Regions from separate parts of the Homo sapiens genome. Here region 2 is linked to region 1. Evidence: chromatin loops called from intact Hi-C (ENCODE). Cell type or tissue: Caco-2. All regions are shown on one strand. Each heading gives the region's core, and the rest is flanking DNA. Links, peaks and the distances in the headings are about the cores only.

Region 1 (10,926 bases), core at 1,205-9,204:
CTTATCATATGACCTTGTAACTGCTTTCATGTTGACTTCTCCAGGACTCAAAGAACAGTCAAGGTAACCCCACAATCAGGAGCATACCTAAGACCAAACTGTCAGGCTTAGGCCTGTAATCCCAGCACTTTGAGAGGCCGGGGTGGGAGGATCACCTAAGCCCAGGAGTTCGAGACCAGCCTGGGCAACAGAGTGAGACCTTGTCTCTACAAAAAAAAAATTTTTTTAATGTTTTTAAAAATTAAAAAAACAGTCAGGTTCTTTGGTCTCTGCTGTGGCCACATTTCTCTATTCACTTCCTTTGACTTCCCTTTCAGAAGATGACAAGCACAGGGAATTCAGTTATTTGCCACAAAATCATTTTGCAAATCATAAGGTAATCCTAAAACAAACAAAAAAATGTAGTTCTTTTGTTCCCTAGGGAATAGTGACATCAACAATATCAGGACCAAATTAGATTGTATCAAAAGCCATAGCAAACATTTTCCTGGGCCAGGCATTGCACTAAGCACTTTCTATGCATTATTCTATGTAACTCTTACAAATTTATTCATATTACTATTCATATGCCCATTCTACAGATTAGAAACAAAGGCTCAAAAAGGTTTAGTAACTCACCTGGAGATTCACAGCTAATAAATGGCAGATCTGGCCCTCAAGCTTCAGAGTGCCTGACCCCACAGACTATGCCTTTAACCACTAACTACTCTTGCCTCCTTGTAGTCTTAAATAATGCAAGATGAGTACTTAAGGCAAACAGGGTACCCAGACTTGGGTCTGCAGGTAGGGGTAGAAAATCCAGACCAGCAAGCCAGGAATGGCTGCAGCACTACTCAGAGCAGGAGCAGGAATCTCCCAATGCCTCAGTGTGTGCCTCTGAGAAATGGCTACAAGCCATAGCCCTGGCCAGGTAGCCAGGGAAGGGAAGCCAGGAACCTGAGAGGAGAAGGAATCCAGTGAGGTCCTGAGAAAAGTGTGTATTTGGGAAGAGTCTACGGAGGAAGAGGAATCGGGCTGTGGTGGGCCCACTCGTACCCCTTCATGACCTCAGCCTTGCAATGCGGTGTTTTATAGATGACTTACCCCATGTCAAGGGTAGCTGCTTTCACTGGGCCTATGATCACATCCTTATAATAAGCCCTGACACAGAAGTCTCTGGATGAAGAGGAGATGTTGTCAGCAGGTGATTCTACCGCTCCCTTTATTCCCTGTCCAGGGCAATGCTAAGCAACACCAGCCATCACCATCCGGCTCTCCACTCCGACCTTCAGTAACCACTCACTTACCCAACAGATATACACTGAGCACCTACTATGTACAGGTACTGTGAGGGGTACAGAGTTACAGCATAGAGCAAAGCCAAGATCCTTCACAGAACTTACATTTTATATGATTGTATTTATATAAAATGTCCAGAAAAGGCAAATACAGAGACAGAAATTGTATCACTTGTAGACTAGGGCCGGGGAGATTGGGGGGAAATAGGAGTCACTGCTAATAAGTACAGGTTTCTTCTGGAGGTGATGAAAGTCTTCTAAAATTAATTGAGATGATTGTTGCACAACTCTATGAATATACCAAAACCCACAGAATTATACACTTTAAGTAAATTTTATGGTATGTGAACTAGATATCAATAAAGCTGTTGAATTAGCAAAAATAATAAGGACCAAAAAACAGAACTTTCCATCTCAAGCTCTGCTCTATGCTATTGCCACAGTACCAGGTGCTTTCTGTATATAAAGAATAACATGAATGCTTCCCAATGAGGCTAAAAAAAAAAAAAACTATTTGGAAAGACTTTTAAGTGGCCAACCTATTTGCTAATGTGCCCCTTAAAACGTTAGGCACATCAGAGATTATTATGTGACTCAAGATAGGCTAAATTATGCTGTAGTAACAAACAAGCCTCAAATCTCAGTGGCTAAATAACATAAGTTGATTTTGCATTTATGCTACACCCACTTAGGGCTGGCTGAGGCTGTTTCCTCTCCAACTTGCCCAGACTGACAGAGCAACCACCATCTGGAGCTTTGCCAGTCTCCACAGCAGAGGGCAAGAGAGATCTGGAGGGTCACACACTGGTGACAGAGTGACTTAGCCCAAAAGTGATATAGCATGCTTCTCTCAACATGGCTAGAAGTAGTCACATGGCTCCAAAAACACAAGGAGGCCAGGAAACGCAAGCCCATCACATGCCTGGAAAACAGAAAGCTTTGAAAAGCCAGTAAACAGCGCTAATGTTTGCACTGGCGATTAAGGTATAGTGTGGTTAAGAACATGGATTGTGAAGTCAGCATACTTGGCTTAAATCCCAATGCTGTCACTCACTATCTAGACATCACCACATTACTTGGGAGAAGTTAACTTGACCTCTTTGGGCCTCAGTTTCCTCACCCATAAAGTGGGGAAAGTAATGGTATTCACCTCATAGGTCTGTTAGAAGATTAAATGACGATTTCTATCTGTCAGGAAGGGAGAACAGTACCTGGCAAGTGCTAATGCCGCAAGTACCATATAACCTTTATTATTTTGAGAAAAAAATAAAGGCAATGTTTTATCTTTGTAATATAATGAATTGGCACTGTGTGAACTGTCATTCTACAGAATCCAATACATACAAAGTAGGCATAAAATAAACTGCAGCCCTCAGTAACAGAAAACCAGGACTTCCACGTCTTACTTAGCCCACCCTTAAACTAGTTGTCCAGTCCCTTGGCTTCATGTTTCTTTCTTATCTTTAAGTGAAGGGGCTGTATGAGATGATTTCCAAGGCTCTCCCGCACTAAAAGCTTGGAATTCCTTATTCATGGGTCACTGACTTGGCCCAGTGTGGTCTTTTCATTGTTTGCTCTCTGTTCTTTGCCAATAAAGGATGGTCCTCCCCTTCAAATCAAGGGAGCACCAAGACATTCCCTACCTGGTTCAGAAAGGTGAACCCCACCTGGATGCGCCCCTCTGGGCAAGCCGACCCTAGCCCACTTGCTGCCAGCAAGACATCAGGAAGCAGCCAGGAGAGAGGCAGGTCACTGGTGCACTTCAAAGGAAGCGCCCGCCTCCCAGGGAGAGTGGGAGGGTGCACAGTCGCCCAGAGGGAGGGCAGCTGGCCTCCACCCAGAGCCCTGGTTAGTTGCCTCCTCCCATCCCTGTGCAAGAGCTTCATGGCCCTCAACAAACAGCTCCACACACCTTTTGGAAGCACCCTCCTCACCTGCATCTTCCCTCCTTGGCCCAGGTGGGTACTGCACCTCTGTGTTGGAGGAGTCTTTGTGGTTCATGGAGAGCCAAACATTCCCACAGATCTGTTGTCTAGTTGGGCCTATTCTGGGGTCAGGAACAGGAATACAAATTTAAAAATTAGGAAGATGTGCCGTGAGATTTTCTTAAAAATCTCCCAGTAGAGCAAAGCTTTAAGAAGTGGGGACCATTCACAACATTTCAACCTCAGTTTAACACTTAAATATGTGAATAAAATATAGGTAACCAGGAAAATAAATCTCAGTGCTGCTGTTTTTCTAATGTTGATGACCGTGTCCGACAATTTCAATCTCAGTAGCTGAGGCACCCTCCCTTTAGGAGCCATTAAAGCCACCTCCCCCAATGTAATCTATCTTTTCTGCTGGAAATCCTTTTTGCCCCCCACACGTATCTCTGAGCCATGCTCTCATTCTGCTTTACACTTCATATGACTTTCTCTTTCTGCACCTGTGCCCTGGCTGGGATGCTATGGCAAGTTCCACCTCCTGGGAATTCCCTGATTTCCCCAACTCTCATCACTTCTAGGTCACTTACTGTCAACACCCATTTGTACCTGACCAGAGCTATCCTTTAAGGTTCAAGCCAACAGCCATGTGGGTGAGACCTCCTGGAGGCAGATTGTCCAGGCTCAATCAAAGCACAGAAGACTGCAGCCCTAGCCAATGTCTTAGACTGCAACCTCACAAGGGACCTTGAGCCAGAACCACCCAGCCACTCCTGGATTCCTGGCGCACAAAAACAGTACGGAATACTAAATGTTTATTGTTTTAAATAAAGTACTAAGTTTGGGGTAATTTGTTATACAGCAATAAATAATGAATACAGGTGGTATCTAGGTGATAAAGCAAGCTTAATAAAATATAGAATTTATGCAGGTGGTAGGTATACAGGTGTTCACTGTAAAAGTCAGCTTTGCTGTATGTATGAACATTTTCATAATCAAACTTGGGGGGAAAAGTGTAGGCTGCATAATATAAAACTGGCAGCTGGATCATTCTAGGACACAGCTACAGGAAAGTTTCCTGAACAATAAAATAAAATGATTTGAAAGAATTACCAAGGAATATAGTCTGTTTTGGAAGCAGCTATCTTTGGAGCATTTACTATATATATTTTATAGTATACATGTGTATATATAAAGTAGGATTAGATGTGTATGTGCTACTTTATTTTATCCCAACTCCCAATTTTGAAATAGACACTGATCTGCCAATTTCAGTTTTTATCAGCAAGGGCACTTCTCAGGAATCCCATGAATGACAAGGAATTACCATAATATCAAAGGTAACCTATTTCTTCCAATGAGGCCACCAAACATCCATTTGTCCTACCCCGTGCTCTGTTTGTTCTGTCTGATTTAGTTCCCAAACTAATTAGGCTAGCTTAATTCCCTGCTGCTTTATCAGCTAATGATTAAAGACACTTGATTAACTTTTACAGAACATTGCTCAACATAGAGCTGCAACAAATGGGTAATTCTGCACTCCAGAGAAATCAGACTGGTAAGACCAGTGCTGATGCTGGTTTGTGCTTTCCTTGCTATTTACCTATACTTAACATCCACTCCTGCATATTTTTATAGTGAAGAGTATGCTAAAATTGCTGTTCATATCAAATACTGAGAATATATTTTTACATAAATAATGCAACTAGCCCAGTCTTTTTATGTAATGATATGAACCATAAAAAAAATTATGTGTTTAACAGAAATACAGACCCATTATTTTCTTCAAATATAAACAAACCAAAATCTGCCTGTCAGTGATTGGAGCCTACTTTGTTTATTTTACAGATATCAGAGGTGGTCATCACAATGTTAATTGATAATAAAAGTTACCCTGTTACAAAGCACACAGTATTGTACTAGAGATAAGCTTGGAAAATATTGACAGTTGGATTCAGTGTTTAGCATAGAGTCTTATTTATATTGCATATGGAATCCTCAACACTGGCCAATGCCAACACATGGAAGAAGAGGCCCCTGCAGTATTCACCACAGACAAGCATGAGGTGAGGCAGACTAGGGATTGGCTTGTTTAATCTCACCTCAACTGCCTCCTAGTTGGAGAGGACAGAAGGTTAAACACTACATTTTTCAGGCTCCACACCTTGCAGCTAGAGATCGGGATGCGAACCAACTAAAGTCACCTGTGCAAAATTAGGGAGGAAGTGAAGCAGAGGCCTTCTCTGGGCAGCTTTTGGCTGGCAAGCAAACTGTGGAATGGGAAGTGGGTTTTTGTTTTGTTTTGTCCAGCTTCGTTGAGGTATAACTGACAAATTTAAATTGTATAAATTTAGGCTGGGGGTGGTGGCTTACGCCTGTAATCTCAGCACTTTGGGAGGCCAAGGAGGGCGGATCGCTTGACGTCAGGAGTTCAAGAGCAGCCCGGCCAACATGGTGAAACCCCGTCTCTACTAAAAATACAAAAATTAGCCTGGCACGGTAACACACGCCTGTAATCCCAGCTACTCGAGAGGCTGAAGCAGAAGAATAGCTTGAACCCGGGAGGTGGAGGTTGCAGTGAGCTGAGATTGCGCCACTGCACCCCAGCCTGGGTGACAGAAACTCCATCTCAAAAAATAAAAATAAATAAAATTGTATAAATTTAAGGTAAACATGTTTTGATATATGCATACATTCCTAAATGAGTACCACAATCGGGTTAATTAACACATCCATCACCTCAGTTACTTTTGTATGTGGTGAGAATACTTAAGATCTACTCTCCTTGCAATTTTCAAGCATAATACACTAACTATAGTCACCATGCTGCACATTGGATCTCCAGAACTTATTCATCTTATAACTGAAAGTTTATACCCTTTGACTAACATGTTCCCATTGCTTCCACCGCCCTCCCCCAGCCCCCGCAACTACCTTCCTACTCTATTTCTATGAGTTTGACTTTTTAAGATTCCACATATAAGTGGAATCACACAGTAGTGTCATGTGTTTGGCTTATTTCATTTAGTATAACATCTTGCAGGTTCACGCATGTTTTCGCAAATGGCAGGCTCTCCTTTATTAAGGATGAATATACTACTGGGGTTCATTTCCTTTATTCAGTGGACACAGGTTATTTCCACATCTTGGCTATTTTAAGTAATGCTGCAACAAACGTGGGGTGCTGATGTCTCTTTATGACAGTGATTTCATTTCCTTTGGATATATACCCAGAGGTGGGATTGCTGGATCACAATGCAGTTCTATTTTGAATTTTCTGAGGAACCTCCATATGGCTTTCCATAATGGCTGCACAAAATGGGTGGGTTTTCTGTAACCACACTCTAGGGCCACTCTCTTGAGTGCCAGGAGGCACTGTAGTGGCAGACCCTTCTCCGTTCAGGCTTCCTGAACTTTGGAACCCAGTAAAGAGTGGATTCTTGAACCTACAGGTCCAGTTAATGTCCTGTAATTGGCAGCCCTGCCAGAGGACCAGATCTTCACTCTTCTGGGAGTTGCTCTGAGGGCCCAGCCCTGCCAGTGATTCTGTGAGCACTCAATTCTGTCTCCTTCTGCTTAAAATGCCTAGAGGAGTTGCTGTTTCCTATGCTGATCCCTTACTTATTCACAACAGAAATCCTGTATCTTTTAAGAACACTAAAAAATGAAAATACAATGATCCCTCCACTGTTTATTTTCCAACTACTCAATCTCTAAGCACTTCAGGATGGGTAGCAAGTGCTGAAATTGCACAGATGGTGCATACGGGAGGACAGCCCCTGGAGAAGGCAGAAATACAGATGCCGGGTAAGGAAATGGAGAACCAGCATAGCCCCAGGATGGTCAGGATTAGACCAACTCTGCCTGCAGAGAAGAAAGGGCAAGGGGAGGACACACAGGGAAACTAAAACCATAAAAGCTAATCTGAAATTGACATAATGGGCCAATCAGCCACACAACTTACCTGTGGACACATGTGACTCATGGAAACCAAGCTCGCTACTTACAGTTAAAGCTCACACGGTATAAGGTGGGGCCAAAAAAAGAAGCTGTGATGTCAGGAGTTCTGTGACGTGCATGCGATTTAATTGAGCATTTCCAGGCTGTGGGTGCACAGTGATTTAGATTTTTCATTAAAGGGAAAGGCAAGAAGCCCTCTATTTGCTTTAAAGCCAGCACGTCTAAGTTCTATTCCCCACACTACTGCTGCAGACTGGATGGGCAAATTCCCAATTTGTTTCCTTTACTTCAAGACCGTCCTTCAGCCAGGCAGAGTAGCTCACACTTATAATCCTAGTACTTTGGGAGGCCAAGAAAGGAGGATTGCTTGAGTCCAGGAGTTTGAGACCAGCCTGGTCAATATAGCAAGGCCACATCGCTATAATTTTTTTTTTTTTAATTTAACCAGGCGGGTAGCACATGTCTTTATCCCAGCTACTCAAGAAGTTGAGGCAGAGGATCTCTTGAGCCCAGGAGTTCAAGGGTGCAATAAGCTATGATCGTGCCACTGCACTCCAGCCTGGGCAACCGAGCGAGACCCTGTCTAAAAGAGCGAGAGCGCGAGCGAGAGCGAGAGAGAGACTGTCCTACAACAAGAGTCTCAATAATAAGAGCAGCAGCTACCCTCTATGGAGAACCTACAAACCCACGTTCCCTACGCATCCCATTTAACCTCACAGCATCCCATCAGCTGGTTATTATTAAATGGATACGATCATTCTCCCTCGTTTACCACTCCCATCTTGATGCAGGCCTCCATCACCTCTCACGTGGATGCTGAACAGCCCCGTGCCTGGTCTTTCTGTTTCCGTTCTTCCTTCCCCCCCACCCCCCGCCCCCCACACTATCTCAATACAACTGCCAAGGTGATCCTTTAAACCTCAGGTCAGACCTTGTCACTTTTCTACTCAAACACCCTCTCCCTCACTACCACTGTGGCTTCTCATTTTACCCAGAATAAGCGCCCAGGTCTGGACAATGGTCTCCAAAGTCCTCCAGCGTCTGCTCCCCACTTACCTCTCTGATTACATCACCTCCTGCTCCCTTGGCTCATTCTGCTCTGGCCACACCAGCCTCCTTGCTCCTCTACCAACACACCAGGCACACCCCTGCCTCAAGGCCTTGCACTATGGTCCCTCTACAAGGAATGCTCTTATCACCAGCTAGTGAAACAGGCTTCTCCCTTAGGGCCTACAAGTGTTTGTACAAATGTTACCTAATCAGTGATGCCTTCTCTGACTACCCTATTTAAAACTGCAGTCTTAGCACTTATTGCCATCTATATAATGTATTAATTTATTTTGTTTACCATTTGTCACCCTCTCTGGCTCCTTGAGAATAGAACTTGTTTTGTTCAAGCCTATATCAGCCACATATAGCAGGCACTTAATATTTATTGAATTTGATGACAAGATGAAGAATGTAGGGGATTAGGTAACTTGCCCACGTCTACACACATAGTAAGCAGTACAAGGGGCCAAACTCAAGTTCCCTCTGACTCAGAAGCCCATACTCTGTCCAGAGCAACCTAAACTCTCCTTCTACAGCCCAGGGGCTTTATGAGATGCAGCAGGCATAAAATAAACACCCGAACCAATGGCCTTCTGTCCTCTAATGGCTTTCTGTCCTCTCTGCCCAAGAGAGGTAACATTAGGCACTGGCCTAATCACGACTTCCTAATGTGCACAACCTTAGAAGCAGTGGGACCCCATTTCTGAGGACTCTCGTCTTTCTCTTTCAATCCTTCCTTGATCACCCCAGCAGCCAAAAAGCATCAGACCCACCCACTAGCCTAATGCAAAAAGCTCATCACAGCCTGAGAGTTCAGTAGTTTTTTCCAATTACTAACCTCAGTGAGATATTATAGCTTCTGCAGATTACCTCTGGTTCTGGCTGAAAGAACTGTGTGAGTCCAAGCCAAGAACCCTGCTGCCTGCAGGATGAAAGAGACATTGGAAGGGGCAGCACTATAGGGAGGGTGCAGAGGGTGTGGTGGAGGGGTTACAGCCCAGAGTTATATAGAAATAGAAGCAGCTGCAGCAAAGGATGGGGGAAATCCTGTTAGAACCAGCCAACCCCCACCTCCACACCCCAGTCCCCTTGGTGGAATAAAATTTATCTTGTCATACCCTAAGTGAAGATCTCTGTATTTTTAAATTTAAATCAATTAACATAAATAACACTTAGAATAGTACCTGCCACTGTAAGTACTACATTTCCATAGCTATTATCATAATGGGATTTAATTGCTATATTTTCTTGACAATAGCCAAAAGCTCAAAAAGGGTCCCGTCAGGTAAGGAAAGCAAGGATCAAATCTGCATATGCTTTAAAAGCCAACTTTTTAAAAAGTATTCATTGGCCCAGACTCTTCTAAAAAATAAATAAGACTAGGCTGTAAGCTTTTAGTAGATAGGGATTTGGACCTATTTCCCTTTATCCTTTTTTTTTTAAATAATAACGCTTTGCCATGTTTTTTAAATAAAGGTTCGCCATGGTTTCGCCACCTTGCCCAGGCTGGTCTCGAACTCCTGGGCTCAAGCGATCCACCTGCTTCAGCCTCCCAAAGTGCTAGGATTACAAGCATGAGACACCATGCCCAGTCTATTTCTCTTTATATCACCTTTGGAATGTTCAAATGATTATTCTGCATGAGATAATTATGGTTAAGTTATTTTTATTATAGTTACGTTAAGTATGGCAATGTTACATTATTTGAAATAACTATATACCTGAAACTGAAAAAATATTTTTCAAATAAACAGGCAGTGTAAACCCCAGATATGCCTACTATCCTAATAATTACCATGGTTGCTATGAAGAAACATGGTGGACCTTGGGGGAAAAAAGTTACAAACATCTAACAACCAATGAAGAAACTGAATAAAAAGAGATTTAAGGCAAGTGTAATTTAATGTTAACAATAAGAATATGGGAGGCTAGGTGAAAGTGTTAATCATCTGCAGCAGCTGCCCACCAGCACTTTCAGCTGGAAACCAATGAAGGTGAAACGATCCACAAACCAGACCCATTAAAAGAACACATAAATCCTGTGGGGAGGTGATGAGATGGGACATATTATTATTCCTACCACTCAGTTCAAGTCACTGCCTTTTTTTTTTTAAGATAACTCCTTGTATCAGAGACTTAGCACCACGACACCTTCTAAATGAGAAATAAATGAAATAAGAATCATAGTTACTGCATCACACAAGCACAAAACACCCATTCACTTTGGTGTAACAAACAGTATTTTCAAGCATCTCCACATGGATGTTATCCATAAAGCCCCTCCCCAGGTATCTGAAATAAGTAGTTTTCTTTAATGCAAAAATACTGTATGGTACACAATCAACAGGCAACTTGCTAAATTTTGCTTCCTTCCAGAGAGATGTGCTGTGGATTAGTTACAGAGAGTAAAAGCCACGCTGTGAATAAGCCTAGCATTCTCGTGGCTGGGAGCTCTGCTGAGCTCTTCAAAGGAATGTGTTTCTAAAGAATGTTTAAGTAAGCTTAAGGAGTTCCAAGCAACCCAATACTGACATATCTGGCATGCTGTATTTGCCAAGAAGGCATCCCTCTCAAATGCAAATGCAGATCAGAGCTCCACTGACTCCAAGCTCAACTTGAGGAAGGGAGACACAGAAGACTTTTTGCTGAAAGTATTTGTGTTTTTTCATAAGCATGTGTTCCTTAAAGAACAAAACCCTGGAAATACGTAGAAA
Region 2 (10,926 bases), core at 1,032-9,031, 59 kb before region 1:
ATGAGAAATTAGTGTTTAATGGGTATAGAGCTTCAGCTGGGGAAGACGAAAAATTTCTGAAGATGGATGGTGGTGATGGTTGCACAATAATGTGAATGTATTTAATGCCACTAAACTATACATTTAAAAATGGTTGAAGTAGTACATTTACTATGTATATTTTACCACAATAAATAAATTTTAAAAATATAAAAGAAAGGCCAGGCATGGTGGCTCATGCCTGTAATTCCAATACTTTGGGAGGCTGAGGAGGGAAGATCACTTGAGACCAGGAGTTCGAGACCAGCCTGGGCAACGTAGGGAGACCCTGTCTTAACAATTAACAGTGTGCATGCCTGTAGTCCCAGCTACACAGGGAGCTGAGGTGGGAGGATTGCTTGAACCTAGGAGGTGGAGGCTACAGTGAGCTATGTTCATGCCACTGCATTCCAGCCTGGGTGACAGAGGGGAGCATATCTTAAATAAATTATACACACACACACACACACACACACATATACACACATACACACACACGAGTATAACATAAATAAAATATTAAACTTGACTTCACTAAAAAAACTAAACTGTTGAATCAGGTGGTAGAACATACATATTCATTGGAAATATGGAGACAAATACCAGAAAAGAAACATCTAGAAGGCTGAAAGTTGTTTCTTTGGAGTGTAAATGGGACTGGGCTAAGGGATCACTGTTTTTATTAAAAACCTTTAGCAGTATTTGAACTAATAGTTTTAAAATTCCAATGGGAATCTTTGCTAAAGATAACTATGAAAAAGCAAATGATGTATAAAAAAAGACAGGCAAGCACTGGTGAGATTGTAGAGAAGCTGAAACCTTCATACATTGCTGGTAGAATGTAAAATGGTACAGGTATTCTGGAAAATAGCTTGGCAGTTTCTTAACGTGTTAAACAGATTTGCCATACGACCCAGCAATTCCACTCCTAGGAATATACTCTAGAGAACTGAAAACATATTTCCAACACAAAAACTTGTATATAAATTTTCACAAAAGCATTATTCATAATAGCCCCAAACTGGAATCAACCACAAATGTCCATCAACTGATAAAGAAATAAACAGAATATATGTATACAATGGATTATTACTCAGTCATGAAAAGGAATGAAGTACTGATACATGCTACAACAGAGATGAACCTTGAAAACTTTATGCTAAGTGAGAGAAGTCAGACACAAAAGACCACATACCATATGATTCTATTTACATAAAATGCCTAGAAAAGGTAAGTTTATAGAGACAAAAAGTAGATTCATGGTTGCCAGGAGCTGGGGGTGGGAATGGGAAGTGACAGCTACTGGGTACGAAGATTTTTACTAGGAGCCAGGCGCGGTGGCTCATGCCTGTAATCCCAGCACTTTGGGAGGCCAAGGTGGGTGGGTCACCTGAGGTCAGGAGTTTGAGACCAGCCTGGCCCAACACGGTGAAACCCTATCTCTACTCAAAATACAAAAATTAGGCAGGCATGTTGGTATGTGCCTGTAGTCCCAGCTACATGGGAGGCTGAGGCACAAGGATCACTTGAACCTGGGAGGTGGAGGTTGCAGTGAGCTCTCCTGCCTGGGCAACAGACGGACACACTGTCTAAAAAAAAAAAAAAAAATTATATATATATAAAATTTTCTATTGTGACAATAGAAATGTTCTAATATTTGAATGTGCTTATATTAGTCTTCTCAGGTTGCCAGAACAAGAGATTTGTTCCTCAGTTCTGGAGGCCGGGATGCGTGAGTTCAGGGTACCCGCGTGGTCAGGTTCCAGTGGGGGCCCTTTTCCTAGCTTGCTGATGACCACCTTCTCACTGTGTCCTCACATAGCAGGGAGAAGGAGAGACAGCAGACCCTGGTGCCTCTTCTTACATAGAAACTAATTTCATCACAAGGGCTCCACTCTCATGACCCCATTTAAAAACCTAATTACTTCCTAAAGGCCCTATATCTCTAAATACCATTAGGGATTAGGGTTGAAAAAAACGAATTTGGGGGAGAAACAATTCAGTGCATAGCAGTGGTGGTATAAATACGCTAGAAATTATTGAATTGTACAATTAAAATAGGTGAATTTAATGAACGTAAATTATATCTTAATAAAGCTGTTTATAAAATAGCAAATAATTAAGTCTATGTATAGAAAAAACTTGCAGACTATGCCCTAAGTGCATTAAATAAGTTATTGTTCTTATAACAATTCTGAAAAGCTGACATTACTATCCCTCTTTTACAGATAAGAAACTGAGGCTCAAAGAAGTTAAGCAACTTGCACAATTAGCAAACAAAGCAGAGTTAAAATCTGTGAGCAGGTGCCCTAACTACAGAGTCTGCACTCTCTCCCATTTGTGATTGCCTGGGCCCTGGAAAGTGCTATGGGTAGATCACACAAGCTCTGAGTTAAGGCCCCCTTCACCTTCAGTTCCAAACAATCCAATCACCATCTATGGGCAAACCCCTGTTCACCTCCATGGGGACCTACAAGTAGCTCAAGACCTCTCTGGAGGCCGGCATGGAATGTGAAAACTGCACATAAGTAAACATGAAAATAGGAGCTGACCGATCTGCCACAGGAGGTCAGAAGTTAACAGGTGACCTTCTATGAAAATTAAACTTTGCCCCTCTTCACAGCTCTTTCTGGGGAGGACTGGAGGTTGGGCTTCGGAGCCAGACTCTGTGGGTACAAGTTGCATTTCCACCACTCAGCGGCTGAGGGACCCTGGACAAGTTTCCTCCTCTCCAAAACAGGAATGAGAAGAGAATCTCTTCTAGAAGGCTGTAAAGTGCTTACAGCAATACTAGGGCTCAATAAGTGCTTGCTATCAGCATTACTTTGCCAGTGTATTTAAACTCTCCCTCTAGCTGCGCGGAGCCTGCCTTTTCTTGGCTTTGCTACAAAACTGCCTTTGGCCAGTATGGTCTCTTATCTTTCATAGTCTTCTCTGTTGGCGCAGGGTAAGCAATGCCCTCCAAAGCTTACCACCCATCTTCACTGACCCACATGAAATCAAAGCCTATAGAGGTTGTAGCAGTCATCTGGTCCAGGCCGTCATCATACAGACGGGGACAATGAGACTCTGCACAGTGGAGGGGCTGTGTACAAGCTGGTCCACCTCCCCGGGAGGCCCATCTAACGTGATTATCGCACACTCTGTCCAGTAAGCTTTTGTGTCCCAACTTCTCCCAAGAGATCTCCTCTCCATTTAGCTAAAGAAATAGGTGAGAAAAGCCACCGTGATTTTAAAGACTGTCAAATGCTAATTACAAGTTGCTCCACTTGAAAGATGGCAACAAAAGCATTCTTAATAATCCTCCTTCTCCCCAAACCTCCATCATTGGAAGAAAAGCCAGTTCTTTGAAAGCTGTGAACCAAACACAGCAGTTTTTCAGACAATGGTTAAGAGGTAGGCCAGTTCCCAGGGAATGGCTACAGCGTATTTTTCTCTTGTTACCTTGGTAACCGCTACCCTGGCGCCCTTGTTGATGAGCTGAACCACATTCTCTGTTTGGCCTTTGTACGCAGCTACGAGAAGGCGCTCTGAAAGTGCAGCGACCGCATCTTGCTGGCTCATGAATTAGGAAAGAAAGGTTTTCAGGGAAGCGGTAGACAAGTTCCTTCAGCTCAACACGAAGTCACTGGCCCGGCCTGGCACCCAGAGGTAAAGATGTTCACAATCATCAGAAGATGTCTTTATGAATATGCCATCTTCGGGACCTAGGGGTTACAAAACAAAGGTGCCATCAGGGCCACTTGACACACAAGGACAGGTCACACCTCTTCTCTGTGATTTTAAGGCATTCTGCTGCTTGCATGTTGCAGGGGAGGGTAGCTGTGGGAGGCAGGACACACAGGAAGCACACTCCACAGCAAAGCCCCTGAACAGAACTTCCAAGTGGAAGGCAGCAGAATGTGCCAACTTCCCTCCCTTCTTCCCCTATCAGGGACATCCTCCGGAGGAGTATGGCCAGAACTGCAAGGTTTGCTCTGTTTTTCTCCCAGGGAGCGGAGGCCTGGTATAATCCCCTAAGCACCACCTGGTTTACACACCGCCTTTGGCAGGGAACTGTACCGTGTGTGATCATCAAAGGCCCCCTGGTTGGATTTTGTGCGTCCACCATGGCTAACGTGCCGCTTCCCCAGTGGGTCAGTGGCCTGTGGAACACACCCCACAGAGACCCTGCTGAGTGGGTTCTCTCTTTGGGGTTTTCTCCTAGCATTTACTGCAGTTCTCTCCCTTCAACCTTTTTTCACCGTAAATAGTGTAGTTCACGAGTTCTGGAACAGATGGAGAGCTGGGCACAGGCCTGGGCCAATTCCTTGTTCCAAGTGGCTGAAACAATCCACCTTGGGGACAACACAGATGCTAAACACTAACAGTGGCTCTGCCAATGCAGGGGGCTGGTCATGTTGCTTCCTTGCTAACAGGAGGAAAAGAAGTGGCACCAAAACCACCTATGGAACACTAAAGCCCTGTCGCAGAGCAGTGATCTGGAGGGTAGTAACTAGTAGCAAACTGAATTCTTCCTACCACATAGCAAAATGAAGAGAATTTTAAAGACTGGGACTCCCCCCAGTATACCTGGGCTGCCATTAGACCCAACCAAAGCCACTGGTAATTATTTCAAGGGTGAATGGTAGAAGAAGAAATACTTAAATGTCTAATCCAGTCCTGCTAGAACAGCAAGGAAGTGAGGGCTTCTTTGCATTTTAAAAGATACTTATTAAAAATACTAGTACATACAAATGGAAAGAAAATGCTACAACAGAGATACCATCCTTCAACCCAAACCCTACCACACATCCTAACTCTGAAGGTCTGGAAGATGCAGCCATCCTTTACATTTGTTCCCAGGCACACCCAAATGTCCTTTCAGTCTCTAAAGATTAAGGAATTGGCCATGATACGGCTGGAAAGCCCTGGACCATATCCTGTTTGAACTCGTTCACCGTGGCATTCAGGCAGGTTGTTTGGCCAACCACTCTGTGAGGCTAGGGTTAAATGCCCACGTATAAAACAGACATGAGAACATTTATCTCCCAGGACTGTGGTGGGTATTAAAGAGGGTATTTTATTATGTGAAAGTATGGCCCAGATGTGAATACTGTAACTTCGGAAAGAATTCTTACCCCCCACTCTTGTGAATTATCAAACTTTCTCATCATTCTCCATCTGTTGCTCAAAATGCAGGTAAAGAATAGCAGAAAAAGAGAGAGGAACTCTCGCAAACCCATCCTGCTCCTGCTCACTGGGTCATTAGAAACAAAACAGATCTGGTGAAGGGTCTGCTGTAAAGCAGCTTGGTGAGTCACGGTCTGAGATCCCTGGGATATGCCAGAAATAGAACAAGCCAAAAAAAAAAAGAAGGAATAAAGTTGAGACTCAAAACACTGAAAGTAATGGAACTGGAAATGCCTTTGAAAATTCTCATGGTCACGCTGAACGGCCACAGTCTGGGCTTTATCTTTCCCAGACCGTTACACTATTTGAAGTGGTTTGTTTTTAAAAACATAGGTGCGCTGCCTCTTTTCATTCAGGTAATCTGTGCTTTGTTCAAACCAATTATACTGAGCTTCTGCTCTGTTTGCCCAAATATTGCAAAATCACTCCAGGCCTAAATGGCAGGAAAATAGAGTATTAGCCATGACTTATGAAATGATCTCCCTTCCACAGCCACACCCTCCCCCCCGTCATCTACCCATTTGTTAACTCTAGACACTAGACCCAACGGCCCCCTTCCATTCTAGAACCTTTCTTGCAATGGGTATTTAAATGTCTCAAGTACAACAGCCCAGTTCATACAAACATTTTCATGGCTAAAATTCTACTCATTCTGCTCCATGGCTTAGCCCCTGAGGGTAGAGGTTTTTTTTGCTGCAACCTCAGTACAGCCCATCAGTTGAGGTCACAAGCTCCACACCAGCAGTGCTGTGCAGCCTCCTCAGCAATGGATGCAGGGGTCCAGCTGGCCCATAGTAAATTGATAGCCACTCCCCTCCCACCCTCCAGTCCCATGCAATGAATTCAGCCTCCTGGATACTGAGACTGAAGTACACTTATGCCATAGCTGCAGGCTACTGAGATAGCCTTGTTTAGATAATTACCACTGGTAAACAGCCCTTTGCAAGCACAGCCCACATTAATTTTCCTTTTTGTTTGGTTAAAGATAGAAAAATACTACAGTGGTGAGAAAACATTGGCCAAGCAGAAACACCCTTCTATTTTTTTGCTTTTCAGTTACAGCTACTTAAGAATGTTCCTCTCTCATTCCATCCCCTCCACCATGACCAAAGCACCCACAGAGCAGCCTCCAGAACAGGTCCCTCACACAGGACTTTGGATACTCTCCCTACCAGAGTCATACAGAAAACTGCCTGCAAGATCAGGAACAGAACCCCAGCTTTCCAATTCCTAGTCTGTTGCCAACACCATCCCTATGTGCTTGGACATCTCAAACTCATTTTCAATTTAAGCCCAGTAATCGCCTCCTTACTAGGATCTCCAGCCTTCACCTGCAGGTGCATTTACACACAGTTTGTGGGTGGGAAGGTATCAAATGAGGGTCTTCTTTTCTGCTTCCTTTCTGCTTCTTCCTGCACCTTCAGCCTTGGGTGTGGGTGCAGGCCCAGCAGAGATACCAGGTGCAGGCCAAGCAGAGACACCACCTCTCTCCCTCCCTCATGGTCACTGTTCCTAAGTCCCAAATCCTTACCTCCCATCTAGAACAATGATACCCATTCCTTAGAGTGAGAAGACACTCTGCTTCTTCTCATCTGATGCCCTGACCTGACAAATTGGACCAGATAGAGATGTGTGTGTTGCAGGGGTGGGGGGCAGTTTAAGAAGGGATGGGGGAACCCCTGACAGTAAATTGGGAGGGAAAGGGAATAGAGGGGTGAAACCAGTCTTGAATCAAAGAGTTAAACTTCACTGCCAACCTGTTGGCTACCTTGGCTGTAGCAGTTCATCCCCTCCTTATATCTGAGCCTCCTCTTCCAAGTAGATCAGCTATCATTCAAGATACTTCCCATTGCTGGCAGTGAGAAATGTATTCTGCCCCAAGCCTATCAATTACACCCCTCTTTGTCACAATGTTCATTTTTCACAGCATTCTGGAGGAAAACCTTAAACGCAAACACGCTGCCCATTCTTTAAGCAAAAAGGAAATAAACACATGAGCATAAGTATGCAATGCACATTCTGAATCTAGATAGGGATTTAGCTTGCTAAGATTTCCCTCCATCCTCCCAGCCCACTGCCCCATTTTTGTTGCTCTGTAATTTGCTAATTCTTTTGTCTCTCATCACAAATACCAGAGGGTCACACAGCTGCTTGTCTGTGATGCAATCAGTTTTCTTTTTACAGAAAAAGGTCTATAAGGTTTGCTTTTGCTGTTCTCTTGGGGCTTTACAACAAATTCTCCTATACTTTGGAGAATTTGCCAATATCCTAAAGCCACTACGTTCTGTCTCCCGACAAGCAAAATATTCCAGAAGAGACCTGCAAATAAAAGTCCCGGCCAGGCATTATGTACAACCCACCCAGAGATGGCCCACAGGCACCCAGGAACTGGTGGCTATGGAGCGCCATCAGCTATAAACTAGCTTTGCTCCTACTGCTCCAAACCTTGTGTTGAAGAGATGGTACTCACATCCGAGGGGCTGTCCTCTCTGTTCTACATCGTGTTCAGTTTCTGGATAACTGTGGTCAATTCTTTCCTGGAGAGATCATTAGCTTCCTAGGGCTGTCACTCCCAGCAAATCTGCAGTGATTTACGTTACAATGTTCGCTGCCTTTTCCCGTTAGCCTCCTCTGCTGATGCTGGCCAAATCACATCTAAAAGCTTATTAAGACATCCATTCAGCTTGCAATGTTTTGTGGCTTGCTAGTCTGCTCGTCACAGCTTCTGAAAGTCTTGTGTCTGCAGATTTTCACGGACTGCTCCCTCCTGCCAGCAGAGGACCTGTAACACTGCCCCGATTGAAGTCAGGGAACAATTCACAGATCGGAGGAACATTTCTGAATGACGCTCAGATGACAGAGAAACGAAGTTTGCATAATTTCAGCAGTAATGCAAGAAAAGATGAGTGTGCGTGTTGTAAGGGAGGGAGGGATGCAGAAAGGGTTGAAATCTGTAATAAACTGCCTCCAAGAAAACAGGAAAATGCTTGCTTTGTGGGAGCAGCGGAGCCCAGACACTCCACCCTCCTCGGCAGAGAGTTCCAGCACAGTGACTGCGGCAGCACAGGAGACAAGGGTCTGGCTGAGCAGCTGTTCCCGACGTTTGTCTCACAAATACTCCTCTGAACAGTCTCTGCCGGGGAGGGGGAAGGGAGTAAACAGGGAACTGAGCCCCTTCAGAAGCTGTTCTGAGTGCTGTCGACTGCCCTAAACTTGTAAGCGTGTGCTCCAGCCCACTTGTTGAAGCAACAGAAATCTAATTCCCACCTGGAGAGATCATAGAAAGGAGAGGGCTTTCATTTTGACTTGAGCCAATATCCCCACATTTTCCTCTCTGTCTCTAAAGACAGAATTTTTGGTCCCAGAGATGGGGAAATTACTCTGTCAGTACAAACCCTCTTACCACCTGCCGTCCTAAAGCATTGCCCTATTTCCCCAAGGGTAATGGGGCAATGGAATGGACTGCAATCCTGCTTTGGTCATCATTTGCCTTACACCAAGGGCAGGAGAATAGCTGGAGACTCTGGTGGGTGCATTGCAAAGAGGCTGAATCCCACTGGGGAAACAAATTGCCAGCAGAATAACACAAGCTTAAAAAAAAATATACAACCATCATACTAGTTATCCAAAAGCAATCACTACTGGGTTACTGTGATCACCACTGGGGGACAAGTAAGGCTGCAACAGAGAGGAATGTGACTCAATCCGTACTTTAAAGAAACTCATCATCTGGCCACTGAAAAGCCACGATCAGGGACCAAAAGTCCAGTTGCCAGAAGATAAGTGTAAACTGAGTGGGAAGGAAGAATAAAGCAAGGAGTGGTTCATTTTCTTACAGCTTCCAGAACACTTCCTCCTTCTGAGAAGATCTACTCCCACAGGTAGGGCCCTTAACACAGTACTACCTATGAGGACACTCAGCACTGACTGCTCACGGAACCTGGTGCCCACCAGGACTATTTGCGAAAGAAGGGAAATGACAGGGTGGACACGCTCTGCTTTAGCAAGCCCATGACTCATTATAAATACACCCCACTGTCACAAAGAAACAAGTATGTTTATTTCTTGAGCCATTTAAAGCACAAAAACTCTCTTCTTCTAACTCTGTCACTGAATCTTTTGAAATAACCACCTCTGCAGGAGGCATAGAGGCTGTTACAGTGAAAGCTGAGTGACATCTGAATATTATTCAGGAAACCTGTGACATACCCTTCCAAGAAAAGCTGCTTACAGATGTAAAAATCACATAGGAGGAATAAGCACATATCACCGAATAAAGATGTGACTGACAGAAGGCTTGGGAGGTAGAGACCGTCCCTTTTTATGTAGGACAATAACTTATTGACTGACCAGCACTGCTAGACCACCAGAGCCTCCAAGTCAGGGCTGGGCACTCCCATCACTTGGCAAATGACCATGCGCATACTCAAAGTTCAGACCAAGTGTTATCTCTGCTAAGCCTTCTGCTGTCCCTGCCTTGCCCTAGACAAGATGACCATTCCCTCATCTGTGCACCTACCGTTTTTCTTTTTTCTTTTTTTTTGGAGACAAAGTCTCGCTCTTGTCCCCCCAGGCTACAGTGCAATAGCGCAATCTCGGCTCACTGCAACCTCGGCCTCCCAGGTTCAAGTGATTCTCCTGCCTCAGCTTCCCGAGTAGCTGGGATTACAGACGACTACCATGATGCCCGGCCAATTTTTGTATTTTAGCAGAGACGGGGTTTCACCATGTTGGCCAGGCTGGTCTCAAACTCCTGACCTGAGGTGATCCAAACGCCTCAGCCTCCCAAAGTGCTGGGATTATAGGCGTGAGCCACCGTGCCCAGCCAGCACCTACAGTTTTCTATAAGCTTCTGCTATGAACTGAATTGCGTCCCCCAATTCATATGTTGAAGCCCACACCCCCAGTGTGACTGTATTTGGAAATAGGAGATAATTAAGGTGAATTTGGTCATAAAGGTGGAGCCCTGATCTGATAGAATTAGCGCACTCATGCTTGCACACGTACTCTGAGTGTGCACACACAGAAGAACAGCCATGTGAGGACAAAACAGCCCATCTGCAAGCCAAGAAGACAGCCATCACCCGAAACTGAACCCTGCTGGACTTTGATCTGGGACTTCTAGCCAGAAGAACTGGAAAGTAGAACTGGAAGAAAATAAATTTCTGTTGTTTAAGCCACCCAGTGTGTGGTATTTTGTTATGGTAGCTCAAGCAGACATGGTAGCTCAAGCATAATTGCTGTTATAGGCTCAAGGTTGGTCTCCCTGGTTATATGAACTCCTTGTGGCAGGAACCCCGTTTTGGTCATCTTGTATCCCCAGAGCCTATCATGGTGCCGGGAACACAGATGGCCTTTAATGTCCATTTAATGAATGACAGAAAAACCAATAATCAATTTATTTTTAGTCATCAATTGGTCTTCAGGAGCCTGTGATCCCGTAAGAAATATATGAGGTACTCACCTAGTCAACTAATCTTTTTCCTTTCCAAATAGATGAGGCAGGCTCTGGCTCCAGACCCTCCAAAAGATAGCAGAGAAGGGACATGGTCTTTCTCCTCTCTCCCTTCCCCCTCAAAATAGAGGACTACAGTTTCTGGGGCCAAAAAAATTATCACTCTAGAGGCATCCTTTATTCAGTGAGACAGGCCTGTCAGCACCAGAGCATTGGACAGCACCACGGCCACTCTGGGAATTTCTTCTCACCACCCTCAACCCCTGTTAGGTAAAGATCCA

The links. Peaks named below come from ENCODE experiments on the same cell type or tissue, not always from the same donor. Only the 100,000 strongest peaks of a DNase experiment are listed, where the experiment ranks them.
Region 2: a loop joins it to region 1, with 3 times the contacts of the local background. A loop is called at or near these places in 2 of 110 quality-filtered maps.

The regions. Positions count from the first base shown.
Region 1 is chr6:89,501,244-89,512,169 of GRCh38, reverse strand. All of the region lies in intron 1 of ANKRD6 (ankyrin repeat domain 6), which reads right to left. LOC105377889 (a long non-coding RNA gene) reads left to right here. Exons shown (of 3, transcript XR_001744257.2): 1 at 1-63; 2 at 1,217-1,321; 3 at 3,834-3,896. Among named protein-coding and RNA genes, the nearest start is that of ANKRD6, 74 kb to the right of the region's middle. In Caco-2, for the core only: no CTCF peak of the experiment used is centred there; DNase peaks (open chromatin) are centred at 5,259 and 8,299.
Region 2 is chr6:89,559,633-89,570,558 of GRCh38, reverse strand. ANKRD6 (ankyrin repeat domain 6) reads right to left here. Exons shown (of 16, transcript NM_001242809.2): 2 at 3,463-3,725. The coding sequence starts at 3,582. Among named protein-coding and RNA genes, the nearest start is that of MDN1-AS1, 73 kb to the left of the region's middle. In Caco-2, for the core only: no CTCF peak of the experiment used is centred there; a DNase peak (open chromatin) is centred at 2,518.